2 separate regions of the Mus musculus genome follow, and region 2 is linked to region 1. The links are chromatin loops, found by intact Hi-C in ENCODE. Cell type or tissue: left cerebral cortex. All regions are shown on one strand. Each heading gives the region's core, and the rest is flanking DNA. Links, peaks and the distances in the headings are about the cores only.

Region 1 (2,907 bases), core at 272-2,771:
CTGGGTCCTGTCAGTGGCAGGAGTCATGTGGGTGACTGACACTCCCCAGGGACCAGAAGTACAATAAGCTACTTGTTTGCAGTCTACCTTTATCTTTGTGTTGCTTATATTCTTACAGAGGTCAACTTGCGCTTACAGTTCTTTCCCTTTTTAGATCAGACATCTTTATTTTTTTCTTTACATCTATTTATTTTTAGATTTATTTATTTGTATTTTATGTGTGTGAATGTTTTGTCCGCATGTATGTATGTGTACAAGTGTCCTCTGGCCAGAAGAAGGCACCAAATCCTTTGGAAATGGAGTTCCCAGGGGCAGCCATCTCTCTAGTCCACAGCATGCTACTTTTCATGACTCTGTCTGTGGCTGTAAAGGTTGTGAAGAAAGAACTTTGAAATCAATTTATTTTGTATTTTCTTTTTCCTGATAAGTGTTTTGGAAAAGTTTCTCCAGAGGGCTTTTTACTTCATTTCACTGTTAGCGAAGTTGATAACTTTTCCTAAGAGCAACAAAAAGCTGGTGAAGGAATCTTTTGATGTCTACTTTAGCGCTGAAGACTGCTCGTGTTTCTGTAGGAAAGTGCGTCTGGTGCTTTTATTTTGTTTATAGATTGAAATTCACTAAAGAAACGTGTGTGTAAATGAGGCACACACACACAGAGGTCTCTTTAAAATCTTTGTTTTGATTAATTTATAGCCTTCAGTGTCAATTGGCCTTTGGCTTTTGGTACCAATCGCGTGACTCTAGACAAGTGTATTGCCCTTGAAGAAAAACAGCTTTGAAAAGATGTGTTAGAACATGGGAAAACTAGAATCTGCTCTCTTGTGGTTTCACGGGGTGCCAGAGGCGCTTGTGTCTCACTCAGTTGCTTTCTGCTCAATGAACAGATTACAGCCTGTGCCTGCAGCCTCACTGCAAAGGAAACAGCAGGAGGGTGAAGCCCTCAAGTGAACCCGACTTTTTTGTGGGGTGTGGTGGGTGGGCAGTCTACAACTTAAATAAACAAATTGAATCACGCAGGAAGAAAACCTTTGATCTTTGCACTCTTCGCACTGACTTTTTTTCTGGTATCGTTCCTTATTGTTTAAACATTTTCACGATGGTTAGCCCACGGTAGACCTGCGACTGCAGGCGTGTTGTTTAGTAGCTTTTAAGTCTTCTTTGAGATCATTTATTCAGCAAGCTCCTTTTCCCTTTGGGTGGGCAGCTCCTTGTTGATGAAGGTCTGAATTTTAGATCCTCACATTGTGGTCAAGGGAACTAATCCTTTTCATAATGTCACGTGGGATTCTTTTCGCTGGTTTATTTTTGAAGGTTTTGGCTGTTTTGATCACACATAGCTATTTTCTTTAACTCTGAAAAATAAAACCCATTTTATGTCCCTCTACTACAAAGCTCCTCAGGAGGTTCCCAGCCTTTGATCACTTCAATACCAGGAATGAGATAAATGTGTTGAAAATCTCCTCCTTGGGCAAGGAGAAGAAATCCTTCATTATTCGTGGCTAAGGTACCGTTGTTATCTGCAGTTGTAGGAGAGAGTGAGGCTCTGCCCCCAGACCTAGGACATCCTCTGCCTGCTTGCCAGCTTGGCGTCATTGCCAAATGCCAGGGTTGACTGAGTGTGTGGGAGAAACTCTTGAAAAAATCTGAACATTTACTCCACACGTATGAAGAAAGTAGAAGTGTTTCGTTCCTTCCCTCCTGTCTCCCGTCTTCTCTCTTTTTCCCTCTGTCCCTGTCTCCCCCTTTCCCTCTCTCCCCTGTCTTCTCTCTTTTCCTCTCTCCCCTCTGCCCCCTCTCTTCCCCCCTCTCCTCTCTTCCCTTTCTCCCCTCTTTCCCCTCTCTCCCCTCTCTCCCTTCCCCCCACTCTCCCTTCTCCCCTCTCTCCCATCTTCCCCCTTTGCCTCCCTCTGTTGAGGCTGGGGCTCACTGTGAGCCCTGGTTAAACCTAGGGCTTGAACTTGGGGCAGTTTTCCTGCCTCTGCTCCGAGTGCTGGGACCACACAAGTGCACTGCCCTGCTTGCAGCATTATATTTCTGAAGGTGGCTGCTGGGGGCGGGGGCAGGTTTGGGGGCCATTCAGTTCCAGTAGCCATTAGCTTCCTGGCTTTGGATGGGGTCCCTAACTTCTATGCCTGCGTGTCTGCACTGGGGGATACCTGTCCTGGTCAAAAGGGAGCTTCAGAGTCTCTGGAGCTAGTTGCAGGTGGCCGTGAGCTGCCCTAAGTGGGTGCTGGGAACCAACCCCCTACCCTGTGGCAGAGCAGAGTTCTTAGTTAATCTCAGCCCTCTCTCCAGCCCTTGACCACCTGCTCCTCCCGCCTCCAAGCACCTAGATCACAGCTGTGGGCTCGTCACCCTGCTTTAGGCGTTTACAGTTTGAGTCTTTTGTTTTTGTTGTTCATTGAGATGATGAAGACTGTGGGATCCCTCCCCCATGTCTCATAGATGCTTCTGCAGGACTTTGTGCTGAACCCACTATAACAACACTCAAATGTCCTCCACTCCAAGACACACCTTCCTCTTCCTTTTTTGCCTCCTCAAGGGAGACTCCTTGAGAGCGAGGGAGTCCTTGTTTATTTTGTTGTCTCTAGTGAGCTCTGCTTTCGTTGAACTGCAGTGTGAAATTTTCCAGGCTGGAGCTGAACACTTGGTGAGTCCCAGTCAGTAAAGGGGAGGTTAGTTGTCCCCTGCCCCCCCTTCTGAAAGTCTCATCTCCTATCTTTTTGATATGCTGAGAATGTTTATCGTCTTTTGCTTATTGCATGGAGCTAGTATGTAAATGAGGAAGCCAGGGGAACCATGTTTGGGGCATAAGACTTAGTCCTTGATGGTGCACACAGGGCCAGACTTCCTCACTGAGCTTCTGATACAGTTGTGGATGCGCCTTCTGCTTTAGTAGTGTCTTCA
Region 2 (2,907 bases), core at 197-2,696, 64 kb before region 1:
AGGAAGAGGAAGAGGAAGAGAGAGAGAGGGCAGGGGATAGCAATAGGGAGAGTCTCACCCTATAGCAATGCCTGCCCTGGAACTCCTTAGTAAACCATGTTGGCTTCAAACTCATAAGAGATCTGCTTGCATCTGCCTTCCCTGAGATTAAAGGTAAGTCCCACCACACTCAGATCTTAGTCTTAGTTTCTGGGACAGGGCTCCTCACTAGACATGAAGCTTACTGGGCTAAGATGGTCAGCAATTCCCAGAGAGCTGCCTGCTTCTGCATTCCAGCACTGGGTATAGATGCATGATACTGGGCCCAGCTTTTATGGAGATGCTGACGACCTGACCTCAGGTCCTCATTCTTACAAAACAGTTTACTGACTGAGCCACCTCCCAAACCTGTGGTTTTCCGTTTTGTTTGTTTGTTTTGTTTTGGGCTTTGGGTTTTGTGAAACTCAGTTTCTCTGTGTAACAGTCCTGGCTCTCCTGAAACTTGCTCTGTAGCTCTGTAGATGAGGCTGGCCTCAGACTCAAGAGATCCTCCTGCCTCTGACTCCCCAGAACTGAGATTAAATGCATGCACCACCACCACCTGGTTAGATTTGGTCTTCTTTTTTAAGGTTTCTCTCTCTCTCTCTCTCTCTCTCTCTCTCTCTCTCTCTCTCTCTCTCTCTCTCTCTCTCTCCTGCATTGGTGTTTTGCCTGCATGTATGTCTGTGTGAGGGTGTTAGAGACAGTTGTGAGGTGCCATGTGGGTGTCAGGAATTGATCCCTGGTTCTCTGGAAGAGCAGTAAGTGCTCCTACCTTGGAGCCATCTCTCCAGCCCCATTTGGTCTTCCTTTAAGCACAAGTAAAGCATTACATGTACAGTAAGTGTCCTGGGTTTTACTGATATCCCTGAGCCTTGGAGGGGCCTCTGTAGACAATGAGGCAATAACTGTCTAACTACCCTGTCAGACTCTTTGATTTACGTTGAGATTGACCCCAAGAATCCCATCACAAAGGGAAACATCACAAGGTAAAAATGGGCAGGAGCCCGCTAGATGGCTCAGCAGGGAGAGGCATTTGTTGCAAAACCCAATGACCAGGCTTTGATCATCAGAGCCCAAATTGTGGCAGGAGAGAATTGACTTCTGCAAGCTGCCTCCACATGCTTGTACATGCATGTGGTACACACACATGCACACTAAGGCACACACACATACACATAACATTTAAATTTTTTAAGAGGAAAAATATGACGGGATTTGTAAAAATGAAGTTTTATTGACCTTCTTCGGAGGAATTAGATCAAAATCTCCATATTGTTCTCATGACAACAGGCTGTTTCCTATGTTGTGGTATTTTCAATTGAATTTCTATTTTTCTTTTAGATTTATTTTAAACTACAAAACAGTTTCTGCTGTGATAAGAAGCCAAGTGCCCTCTCAAACTTGGTCCCCTACTTATGCAAACATAAATTTCCCTACCTCTTCAAGCCAGAGCCAACCTGCTTTAGTCTTTAGGGTGGGGTGACAGAAACAATAATAGCTAGTTTGCCACATTCTGTGGCTCCCCAGTGTCACAGCTCCTCTTTGCTGAAACATCTAGTTATGGTGGGTTGGTCACCATGGAAACACAGCTGATGCTGTGAGCATATGGCCTAGAGCCTCTCTGTGTTTGCATTCCCAGTGAGGGAAAGGAGCTGGTGGTACTAGAGAACAACAGGACAATGTTCTGTGTTATCTGTCATGCTTGTAGGATGAAGGAGGAGACCAGATCACTGTGGAGAAGGCTGGCTTAGAAGTGCTGTACGAAGGAAAGACTCGGAGACGTCTGGTTCCTCCGTTCCTCTGTGAACAGTACGTAGTTAAGGCTCACATACTTCAAATGTGTGCAGATGGATATGGAGAAGCCAGAGGAGTGGTGGGAAGGAGGTAGGAACACAGAGACCTAATAAACACTCACTGTGTGCCAGGCCTATATTACCATGTGTGCAAGCCTAGTGAAGACCAAGAATAGGATACTAGCATGACTGAGATCTAGTGAAGGCCAGTGTCCTCATCCAAGGCCATCTCCTCCCTGGAGTTGTACATGACAGAGCAACAAGGGATTGTCTTTCTCTCTTTCTTCCTTTCTCTCTCTCTCTCTCTCTCTCTCTCTCTCTCTCTTTTGAGACAGGGTCTCACATAGCCCAGATTTGTCTAAAACTAACTGTCTAGGTGAGGCTGGCCTTGAATTCTTGATTTTACTTTCTCCACCTCCCAAATTCAGGGATTACAGACATATGCCCTCACATCTGGTTTTGGGTCTTTTCTAAAGGCACTGGTCCCGTTTGTGTGGCCTAACCATGTCCCAAAGGCACTGTCTCCCAGTCTACAGGGAATTAGTACATCGTTACTTCTCCATTGCTATGGTAGAACACCATGAGGAAGGCAACTTATGGGAGAGTTTATCTGAGCTTATGATACCAGGGGGTTAGAGCCAATGATGGTAGAGCAGAGGCAGCGGTGTGGAGGCTGGAGTAACAAGTTAAGTGCTCATGTCTTGAACCAAGAGCAGGAAGCCAAGAGAACACACTAACAATGCCTATAATCTTCTGACTCTGAAAGCCTGCCTCCAGTGGCACACTTCTTCAGCCTTCCCATAGCAGCACTGCTTGGGGACCAAATAGTCAAATGCCTGAGCCTATGGGGGACATTCTCACTCAAACCTACAGAGTTAGTAATCTTAGGAGTGAAAGGTTTCAGTATAGGATTTTAGGGAACCCAGACCTTTAATTCACCAGGAGGACTTCACTCCAGACTTATATGATAACCTCACAAAGTGAGATAGCCTTACAAATACTAGATGAAAGTCTTTTGAAGTGTTAATCATACAATTCTACTAATTTGGGGGAGCCAGGAGCCATAATTTCCATCTCACAGATGAGGAATTTT

The links. Hi-C counts contacts between places; a loop is a spot of excess contacts. Peaks named below come from ENCODE experiments on the same cell type or tissue, not always from the same donor. Only the 100,000 strongest peaks of a DNase experiment are listed, where the experiment ranks them.
Region 2: it touches region 1 in a loop (2.5-fold over the local background); 3 of 42 quality-filtered maps call a loop at or near these places.

Annotation. Positions count from the first base shown.
Region 1 is chr7:114,086,205-114,089,111 of GRCm38, reverse strand. All of the region lies in intron 1 of Rras2 (related RAS viral (r-ras) oncogene 2), which reads left to right. Among named protein-coding and RNA genes, the nearest start is that of Rras2, 30 kb to the left of the region's middle. In left cerebral cortex, for the core only: no CTCF peak of the experiment used is centred there; DNase peaks (open chromatin) are centred at 848 and 1,590; H3K4me3 peaks cover 188 bases.
Region 2 is chr7:114,150,332-114,153,238 of GRCm38, reverse strand. No RefSeq gene overlaps it. Among named protein-coding and RNA genes, the nearest start is that of Rras2, 34 kb to the right of the region's middle. In left cerebral cortex, for the core only: no CTCF peak of the experiment used is centred there; DNase peaks (open chromatin) are centred at 1,042 and 1,614; H3K27ac peaks cover 1,916 bases.